2 separate regions of the Homo sapiens genome follow, and region 1 is linked to region 2. Evidence: read pairs that join two places in POLR2A ChIA-PET (ENCODE). Cell type or tissue: Caco-2. All regions are shown on one strand. Each heading gives the region's core, and the rest is flanking DNA. Links, peaks and the distances in the headings are about the cores only.

Region 1 (5,374 bases), core at 216-5,215, 180 kb before region 2:
TTTTACTATTTCTGATTCAGGGAAAAAAAGATTAAACAAGTTTTTTTTTTTTTTGTAGTGTGGTTGTGTTGTGTTTGGTTTTTCTTATAAACATATGAAAGAAAAATTGAGCTGAAAAGCAAGAAATTCATGGTAAGATCTGTTGGACTCTAGTACCTTTGAAGGTAAGGCATTCACCCTTTCTTAGAGAATAATCAAATTAATTACTAATAAGGCTGGGTGAGGTGGCTCAAGCCTGTAATCCCAGCACTTTGGGAGGCCGAGGCGGGCGGATCACAAGGTCAGGAGATCGAGACCGTCCTGGCTAACACGGTGAAACTCCGTCTCTACTAAAAATACAAAAAAATTAGCCGGGCATGGTGGCAGGCGCCTGTAGTCCCAGCTACTCAGGAGGCTGAGGCAGGAGAATGGCGTGAACCCGGGAGACGGAGCTTGCAGTGAGCCGAGATTGTGCCACTACACTCCGGCCTGGGCGACAGAGCAAGACTCCGTCTCAAAAAAAAAAAAAAATTAATTACTAATAATATTACCAAATAATAACAATGAACTGTTTATTACATACCAGAAGACTAAAAAATGTTATCTCATTTTCTCCTCACAATAACCCTCTGGGGTAGGTGGTATTCTTACCTTCTAGGTGGGAAACCGAGGTTGCAGAGAGGGGACTTGCCCAAGGCCACATGGCTAGTAGGTCCCCAAAGCAGTCTGGCCCAGAGTCTCTGCTCTCTGTTGACTTCTCTGGCCGACTTTACAGTTTCCAGAGTGCTTTTTTAACACACTTTCCAGAAAGTCTGGAAAGGACTTTACACTTTCCAGAATGCTTTCGCCCAGTGTGATCTCAGCCCAGAGATGAAGAGAATTCAAGTCTACTCCATGGTGGATAGATAGAGCTGAACCCTTAGTTCTCTTTGAACAAGGTTCCCTTCTAACCCCTAAAGTGTGCTTGTTTTAAGAGAAAGGAGCCGGCTGGGCATGGTGGCTCACACTTGTAATCCTAGCACTTTGGTGGGCCGAGGTGGGCGGATAATTTGAGGTCAGGAGTTCGAAACTACCCTAGCCAACATTGGTGAAACCCCATCTCTACTAAAAATACAAAAAAAAAATTAGCCCAGGCTTGGTGGCGGGCACCTGTAATCCTGCTACTTGGGAGGCTGCGGCAGGAGAATTGCTAGAACCCAGGAGGTGGAGGTTGCAGTGAGCTGAGATCGCGCCACTGCACCCCACCTGGCTGACAGAGCGAGACTCTTTCTCAAAAAAAAAAAAAAGCCGTCGGTCAAAGTCAGGAATGGCTATAAAATTAGTGATGTGTTCCCTTTTATGGGCCAAAAACATCATTTTAATGAGATTTAAATTTATTTAAGCTTTTTTTTTTTCTTTTTTGAGACGGAGTTTTGCCCTTGTTGCCCAGGCTGGCGTGCAGTGGCACGATCTCGGCTCACTGCAACTTCCGCCTCCGGGGTACACGCCATTCTCTGGCCTCAGCCTCCCAAGTAGCTGGGATTACAGGCATGCGCCACCACCCTGGGCTAATTTTGTATTTTTAGTAGAGACGGGGTTTCCCCATGTTAGTGAGGCTGGTCTCAAACTCCTGACCTCAGGTGATCTGCCCGCTTCAGCCTCCCAAATGCTGGGATTACAGGCGTGAGCCACCTCGCCTGGCTAAGCTATTAATTAAATTTTTTTTCCCAAAGTCCTGTTTTGAAGTCCTGTCTATAATTAATTTTATTTAAATAATTTAGCAAAAGTTTGTTAAGCAGAAGAGGGAACAAACTAGTTCTTTGTAGTTCCAGAGGATAGAGGTAGAGGTCTAGGTATCTACAAGGTTTAGAGTGCACAAAACATGCCTCTTCCTCTCTGGGAGAATTTTTATGCCGTTTATAAAACAAAAGCAATTCTTCCCTTACAGGTAACACAAGGAACACACTGTTTCTTTACCAGAATGTAAAAAATTTAGAAGGCCAGTGGCCTGATTGTTTTTACTTGATCTTATCTTAAAGAATTATGTGTGACTAAGCATTTCAATGCAAGAATGCATTGACTAGGAAGACAGATTTCGTCTTATTATGAGAAAGAACTTTTAAAGAAAACGATCCAAGCTCATGTTTTATGTTTTGTCTTTTTTTTTTTTTTTTTTTTGAGTCGGAGTCTTGCTCTGTTGCCCAGGCTGGAGTACAATGGCACAATCTTCGGCTCACAGCAACCTCCGCCTCCTGCGTTCAAGCGATTCTCCTGCCTCAGCCTCCTGAGTAGCTGGGATTACAGGCGCCTGCTACCATGCCTGGCTAATTTTTGTATTTTTGATAGAGACGGAGTTTCACCTTATTGGTCAGGCTGGTCTCGAACTCCTGACCTCGTGGTCCAGCCGCGTTGGCCTCCCAAAGCGCTAGGATACAGGTGTGAGCCACTGCGCCCGGCAGTTTTGTCCTTTTTTTTTTTTTTTTTTTGAGACGGAGTCTTGCTCTTTTGCCCAGGCTGGAGTGCAATGGCTCAGTCTCAGCTCACTGCAACCTCCGCTTCCCGGGTTCAAGCGGTTCTCCTGCCTCAGCCTCCTGAGTAGCTGGGATTACAGGCGCCCACCACCACACCCGGCTAATGTTTGTATTTTTAGTAGAGACGGGGTTTCACCATGTTGGTCAGGCTGGTCTCGAACTCCTGACCTTGTGATCTGCCCGCCTCGGCCTTCCAAGAAGTGCAGGGATTACAGGTGTGAGCCACCGCACCTGGCCCCATTTTGTGTTGGATAAGCAATAATTTTAAAGTTTACCCCATTTGGTTTTATTGTTGTTTTTATTTAACAAGACGTCTACACATATATCTATTAAATATTTATTTACTGATCATTCTTTCTGTTGTCGGGGAGAGTAACAGATCTTCAGTTCAAGGAGGTTGGCGTTCAGACATCAGGAAGAAATTGCAAAATAAAGTGTTTTGGATCCTCTGTGAGATTTTTGTCTTTTGTTCCTCCATTTGTTCTGTGACATCACCTAGAACATGACCTGACAGGTCAGTAGGAGCTCAGTCTTCATTGAATAAAAGTATGAGTTTCTGAATGAGAGAATCCTGGAATAGATGAAGTCTGTCGCCTTTCAGTCTTCAGATTCTTGGGATTCCTCAAGCCATGTAGAGGAAAGAAACTTTCCTATTGTTAGTTTTCATTTGCATCTTACCAACTTTGTGACTTAGGACAAGTCATTTATTCTTAATCTGAGTTCTCGTGTCTATAAAATGGGCTTAAATACCTATTTTGCTTGCCACAGTCTTTTTATTTTTATTTTTTGAGAACTAAATACCATAACGCTAAAGTTGGTAACCTTTGAGTTTGCTGGAAGAATGAAAGAGAACAATTAGGTAATTAAAATGTTCAGGTAAGCGAGCATGTGAGGGTGCTGCAAAGGCGGCGTGATGAAATTTTGGATCAGTGGAGTGGCACATGCTATTGATTTGTTATCTCTTGGTCTTTGTACAACTTGTAATTTGCCCCCAGGTAGCAGATAGTTTGAAGGTCTTATCAGAAAGTGTCTCATACACCTAAATGTTAACACCAGGTCATAGGCCAAATAGCAGTTGTCCACATTTGTGGAGGCCTCCGTTACTCTTTTTCTCATCATGACACATGGCCTAGGTTTGAGTCCCAGTCCCACCTCTTACCTGCTCTGCACCCTCCGACAAGGCCCTTTAAACTCTTGGTGCCTTAGGCACGTCGTCTTAAAAAGGAGAATATAGTAGTGTTTACTCATAGGGTAACTGTGCTAGTTAATATGCTTACTGTGTGTCATTATTAGTGCTGCACTACCTGGACCTGGCTTTATTTTTTTTTTTTAATTTAATTTTTTTTTTGAGACAGGATCTCACCCACGTTCCATGGAGTACAGTGGCATGATCACACCTTACTGCAGCCTTACCTCACAGGCTCAATCATCTTGCTTCAGCCTCTGAGTAGCTGGGACCACAGGTGTATGCATGCCACCAAGCCCAGCTAATTTTTTTTAAATTTTTTTTTTCTTTTAAGATGGAGTCTCACTCTGTTGCCCAGGCTGGAGTATAGTGGTACAATCTCGGCTCACTGCAGCCTCTGTCTCCCAGTTCAAGCGATTCTCCTGCCTCAGCCTCCCAAGTAGCTGGGACTACAGGCACCCACCACCACGCCCGGCTAATTTTTGTATTTTTAGTAGAGACGGGGTTTCACCATATTGGCCAGGCTGGTCTCGAACTCCTGACCTCATGATTCACCTGCCTCGGCCTCCCAAAGTGCTGGGATTACAGGCGTGAGCCACCATGCCCAGCCTAAATGTTTTTATTTTTCATAGAGACGGGGACTCGCTGTGTTGCCCAGGCTGGTCTTGAACTCTAGACTCAAGCCTCCCTTTTCAGCCTCCCAAAGTGCTGGGATTACAGGTGTGAGCACGTGGCTGGACTTGGCTTTAAGAGACCAGCTAAAGAATATAGTGGTAGGAAAATAAATACAGGCATAACTCAGAGATAGTGTGGGATTAGTTCCAGACTACTGCAATAAAGCATATATGGCAATAAAGCCAGTCACACGAAGTTTTTCGTTTCCCAGTGCATATAAAAGTTAAGTTTTGGCCGGGCGCAGTGGCTCATGCCTGTAATCCCAGCACTTTGGGAGGCCGAGGCGGGTGGATCACCTCAGGTCAGGAGTTCGAGACCAGCCTAACCAACATGGAGAAACCCCATCTCTACTAAAAATACAAAATTAGTCAGGCGTGGTGGCGCATGCCTGTAATCCCAGCTACTCAGGAGGCTGAGGCAGGAGAATCGCTTGATGAAACCAAGAGGCGGATGTTGCAGTGAGCTGAGATCACGCCATTGCGCTCCAGCCTGGGTAGCGAGTAAAACTGTCTCAAAAAAAAAAAAAAAAAAAAAAGTTATGTTTTGGCTGGGCGCAGTGGGTCATGCCTGTAATCCCAGCACTTTGGGAGGCGGAGGTGGGTGGATCACCTAAGGTCAGGAGTTCGAGACCAGCCTGGCCAAAGTGGTGAAACCCTGTCTCTACTAAAAATACAAAAACTAGCCGGGCGTGGTGGTGGGCACCTGTAATCCCCAGCTACTCAGAAGGCTGAGTCAGGAGAATCACTTGAACCTGGGAGGTGGAGGTTGCAGTGAGCCATGATCACACCATTGCACTCCAGCCTGAGCAAAAAGAGCAAGACTCTTGTCTCAAAAAATAACAATAAATAAAAATTAAAAAATAAAAGTTATCTTTATGCCGTACTGTAGTCTAAGTGTGCAGTATCATTATGTCTTTAAAAAAGTATATACCTTAATTTAAAAGTACCTTTTTAAAAATTTAAATATTTTATTAATTTTTTTTTTGGAGGGGGGACAGTTTCGCTCTTGTTGGCCAGGCTGGAGT
Region 2 (5,374 bases), core at 177-5,176:
TGGAGTGCAGTGGCACCATCTCACCTCACTGCAACTTCTGCATCCCGGGTCCAAGCAATTCTCCTGCCTCAGCCTACTGAGTAGCTGGGATTTTAGGCATGTGCCAACATGCCAGGCAATTTTTTTTTTTTTTTTTTTTTTTTTTGAGATGGAGTTTTGTTGTTGTTGACCAGGCTGGGGTGCAATGGTGAGATCTCAGCTTGCTACAAACTCTGCCTCCCGGGTTCAAGCGATTCTCCTGCCTCAGCTTCCCTAGTAGCTGGGACTACAGGCACCCGCCATCACACCCAGCTAATTGTTTGTATTTTCAGTAGAGATGGGGTTTCACTATGTTGGCCGTGGCTGGTCTTGAACTCCTGACCTCAAGTGATCCACCAGCCCAGGCCTCCCAAAGTGCTGGGATTATAGGCATGAGCCACCACACATGGCTTTAACATTTTTTTCTGATCAAGAGTTCACAGTTGCCCTTTTCTTGTTTTTTATTTTCATTTTCTGTAGAGACGGGGTCTCCCTGCGTTGCCTGGGATAGTCTCAAACTCCTGGGCTCAAGCGATCCTCCTGCCTCAGCCTCCCAAAGTGCTGGGATTATAGGCATGAGCCACCTTGCCTAGCCTAGCTGCCCCCATCTGACTGCTGCTTTGACTAGAGCAAACTTGAGTCAGGTTTATCTCCTTCCATGGGCCCCTGAACTTCTAGCTCACCCTCAAGTCTGAGCAAGCAATGAAATGTGGAAGGTGCCTCCTGGTTAGCTTATCCTGAGAACTGCCTGACCCCACATAGCCCTGTTTCCTGTTGAATGATGCAGTCGGCTTAGTCCCTGTCATCTGCCCAACCTTCCCAGACTGCAAAGCCCCCTTAACATAGAAAATGAATGGCTTTTTTTGTTTGGTTTTGAGATGCTTGCAGATTTCTGAGACTAGGACATTCTCCCTAATGCAACAAACTTTATGAAGTTTCTCAGTATTTAAGTTTGGATATGTTGTTTTCTTTTCTTTCTTTCTTCTTTTTTGAGACAGAGTTTCACTCTTGTGGCCCAGGCTGGAGTGCAATGGCATGATCTCGGCTCACTGCAATCTCTGCCAACGGAGCATGGTGGCACACACCTGTAATCTGAGCTACTCTAGAGGTTTGCTAATTTGCTAGCAGAATTCACGGAACTGGGCGGAGTGCAGTGCTCATGCCTGTAATCCCGGCACTTTGGGAGGCTGAGGTGGGCAGATCACTTGAGGCCAGGAGTTCAAGACCTGCCATGGCCAACATGCTGAAACCCTGTCTGTACTGAAAATACAAAAATTAGCCAGGTGTGGTGGCACATGCCTGTAGTCCCAGCTACTTGGGGGGCTGAGGCACAAGAATCGCTTCATCTTGGGAAGCGGAGGTTGCAGTGAGCTGAGATTACACCACTGCACTCCAGCCTGGGAAGCAGAAAGAGATTCTTGTCTCAAAAAACAAACAAAAAGGCCAGGCACGGTGGCTCACGCCTGCAAACACAGCACTTTGGGAGGCCAAGGCGGGCAGATCACGAGGTCAGGAAATAGAGACCATCCTGGCTAACACGGTGAAACCCCATCTCTACTAAAAATAAAAAAATTAGCCTGGCATGGTGGCACACGCCTGTAGTCCCAGCTACTTGGGAAGCTGAGGCAGGAGAATTGCTTGAACCCGGGAGGCGGAGGTTGCAGTGAGCCAAGATCACGCCACTGCACTGCAGCCTGGGCAACAGAGAGAGACTCCATCTCAAAAAAAAAAAAAAAGAAGAAGAATTCATTGACAGCTGCCGTGCTCCCGGTTATGGTGTATTACAGTGCAAGAATACAGGTGAAAATCAGCCCAGGGAAGACGGGCATTCGGCAGAGCCTGGGGGCGGGGTCCCATCCTGAGGCTTCCAGCCCTCTTGTCCCCATGGAATGTGGACAGCGCTCACTTTACCCAGCAACAGTGTGTGACGGTACATGTGGAGCTTTGTTGACCAGGGAAGCTCTCGGAAGCCTCACTGTCCAGAACCTTCATTACCCCTGAGACGCGTAAACCCAGTCGTCCTCCGTGAGACTGAGGTGACCTCAGGCGCCAGCCCTTCCAGAGGTCAGCTGATACCCTGTGACCCCAGGGCCCCACCCTGAGTCACATTGTTACTAGCCTAGTTGGCCCAAGGCTGATAGGTAAACCAAGATAATCTTATCAGGAACGACATTCCAGAGATTTAGAGGAGATGACCTCAAAGGCACTGAGGACAAAGGTCTTACCTCTCTTTGGGGAAGGTTAAATTCTTCATTACACTGAACCAAACAATGCAGGCCGACTCCAGAAGCTGAAAAAAGATAAAGAAATGAATTCTCCTCCGAGTCCCCTGAGCAGGAACACAACCCAGCTGACATTTTCGTTTTATTTATGTATTTATTTTATTTTATTTTTTACTTTTTTTTTTTTTTTTGAGACAGAGTCTTGCTCAGTCTCCCAGGCTGGAGTGCAGTGGTTCAATCTCCGCTCACTGCAAACTCCGCCTCCTGGGTTCACGCCATTCTCCTGCCTCAGCCTCCCAAGCAGCTGGGACTACAGGCGCCCGCCACCACGCCCAGCTAATTTTTTTGTAGTTTTTTAGTAGAGACGGGGTTTCACCATGTTAGCCAGGATGGTCGTGATCTCCTGACCTCATGATCCGCCCACCTCGGCCTCCCAAAGTGTTGGGGTTACAGGCCTGAGCCACCGCGCCTGGCCTATTTTTTACTTTTAATTAATTTTTTAAGACAGGGTATCACTCTGTCACCCAGGCTGGAGTGCAGTGGCTTCATCTCGGCTCACTGCAACCTCGGCTTTCAGGGCTCAGCCTCCCCAGTAACTGGGACCACAGGCATGCACCACCACACCTAGCTAATTTTTGTATTTTCTGTAGAGTTGGGGGTCTCACCATATTGCTCAGGCTGGTCTTAAACTCCTGGGTTCAAGCCGTACACCCACCTCGGTCCCGAGAGTGTTGAGATTAGAGGTGTGAGCCACTGCACCCTGCCGTTTTATTTTTTTAATTTGTATTTTTGTGACAGGGTCTTACTCTGTCACCCAAGCTGGAGTGCAGTGGCGCGAGCATGGCTCCCTGCAACCTAGACCTCCCCAGCTCCAGTGACCCTCCCCTCTCAGTCTCTGGAGTAGCTGGGACTACAGGAGTGAACCACCATACCCGGCTAATTTTTTTTTTGTTTGTTTTTCTGACGGAGTCTCGCTTTGTTGCCAGGCTGGGGTGCAGTGGCACGATCTCGGCTCATTTCAATCTCCGCCTCCCAGGTTCAAGTGATTCTCCTGCCTCAGCCTCCTGAGTAGCTGGGACTACAGGCACCCACCACCACACCCAGCTAATTTTTGTAATTTTAGTAGAGACAGGGTTTCACCATATTGGTCAGGATGGTCTCAATCTCTTGACCTTGTGATCCGCCTGCCTCGGCCTCCTAAAGTGCTGGGATTACAGGTGTGAGCCACCATGCTCGGCCCTATTTTTGGATTTTTTAGTAGAGACAGTATCTTGCCATGTTGTGCAGACTGGTCTCGAACTCCTGGGCTCAAGAGCTCCTCCCACCTTGGCCTCCAAAGTGCTGGGATTACAGATGTAAGCCACAACACCTGGCTACATCTTGGTTTTTAGACTTCTGATCTTCAGAACTGTAAGAGAATACATTTGTGGCCGGGTGCGGTGGCTCACACCTGTAATCCCAGCACTTTGGGAGGCTGAGGTGGGCAGATCACCCAAGGTCAGGAGTTAGAGATCAGCCTGGCCAACGTGGTGAAACCCCGTCTCTACTAAAAATGCAAAAATTAGCTGGGCATGGTGGTGGGTGCCTATAATCCCAGTCACTAGGGAGGCTGAGGTAGGGGAATTGCTTGAACTCAGGAGATGGAGGTTGCAGTGAGCTGAGATCATGCCACTGCACTCCAGCCTGGGCGACAGAGCAAGACTCTGTCTCAAAAATAAATAAATAAATAATAAATAAATAAGTAGAATACATTTGTGTTGTTTTAAGCCACTAGGTTTTTGGTCATTTGTTACAGTGGCAACAGAGAATACAGTTATGAAACCCAACAATGGATATAGTTGTGAGGATGTGAGAAGTCTACAGAGGAAAGTAAAAGGAAGAAGGGTGGGGAAGGGAGGGTGAAGAAAAAACAATAAAAGGAAAGAAAAGAAAGTAGATGGAATGATGGTTCAGATGTAATAATTTTATTTATTTTTATTTATTTCTTTGAGACAGAGTCTTACTCTGTAGTCCAGGCTGGAGTGCAGTGGTGTGATCTCAGCTCACTGCAGCCTCCGCCTCCTGGGTTCAAGCAATTCTCCTCCCTCAGCCTCCCAAGTAGCTGAGATTACAGGCGACTGCCACCACACCTGGCTAATTTTTGCATTTTTAGTAGAGACAGGGTTTCACCATATTGGCCAGGCTGGACTTGAACTCCTGACCTTAGGTGATCTGCCTGCCTCAGAGGTTGCAGTGAGCTGAGATCGTGCCACTGCATTCCAGCATGGGCTACAGAGTGAGATTCCATCTCAAAAAAAAAAAAAAAAAAAAAAAAAAAGAGAGAGCAGGGTAACAGGGTTAATTGTTGTCCCCAAAAACATATTTCTACATCCTAAGCCCTGGAACCTGTAAATGAACTAATGAACTGTATTTGGAAACAGGGTCTTTAAAAAATATACATATATAAGCTCTCACTGTTGTCCAGGCCAGAGTGTGGTGGTGTGATCACAGCTCACAGCAGCCTTGACCTCCCAGGCTCAAGGGATCCTCCTGCCTCAGCATCCCAAGTAGCTGGGACTACAGGTGCGCCCACCACACCCAGCTAATTTTTCCTGTATTTTGTAGAGATGGGGTCTTCCTATGTTGCCCAGGCTGGCCTTGAACGCCTGGCATCAAGCAATCCTCCTGCCTTTGCATCCCAAATTGCTGAGATTACAGGCGTGAGCCACCACACTTGGCTGGGAAACAGGATATTTAATGAAAGATCTTAAGATGAGATTACTCTTGATTACTTGGTTGGGTTCTAAATCCAGTGAAGAGTCTTTTTTTTTATTTGAGATGGAGTCTTGCTCTGTTGCCCAGGCTGGAGTGTAGGGGCATGATCTCGGCTCACTGCAAGCTCCGCCTCCCGGCTTCACGCCATTCTCCTGCCTCAGCCTCCCGAGTAGCTGGGACTACAGGTGCCTGCCACCACACCTGGCTAAATTTGTTTTTTCTGTATTTTTAGTAAAGATGGGGTTTCACTGTGTTAGCCAGGATGGTCTGGTCTCGATCTCCTCACCTCATGATCCGCCCACCTCGGCCTCCAAAAGTGCTGGGATTACAGGCGTGAGCCACCGCGCCCGACTGAGTCTTTCTAAGAGACAGAAGACACA

Evidence for each region. Peaks named below come from ENCODE experiments on the same cell type or tissue, not always from the same donor. Only the 100,000 strongest peaks of a DNase experiment are listed, where the experiment ranks them.
Region 1: POLR2A ChIA-PET joins it to region 2 with 5 read pairs; 6 of 35 experiments call an interaction of 5 or more read pairs at or near these places.

The regions. Positions count from the first base shown.
Region 1 is chr19:46,872,386-46,877,759 of GRCh38, forward strand. The region is part of intron 1 of ARHGAP35 (Rho GTPase activating protein 35); the gene reads left to right. Among named protein-coding and RNA genes, the nearest start is that of ARHGAP35, 14 kb to the left of the region's middle. In Caco-2, for the core only: no CTCF peak of the experiment used is centred there; no DNase peak of the experiment used is centred there.
Region 2 is chr19:47,056,779-47,062,152 of GRCh38, forward strand. No RefSeq gene overlaps it. Among named protein-coding and RNA genes, the nearest start is that of TMEM160, 11 kb to the left of the region's middle. RefSeq lists an enhancer at 2,948-3,468. In Caco-2, for the core only: no CTCF peak of the experiment used is centred there; DNase peaks (open chromatin) are centred at 1,473 and 2,053.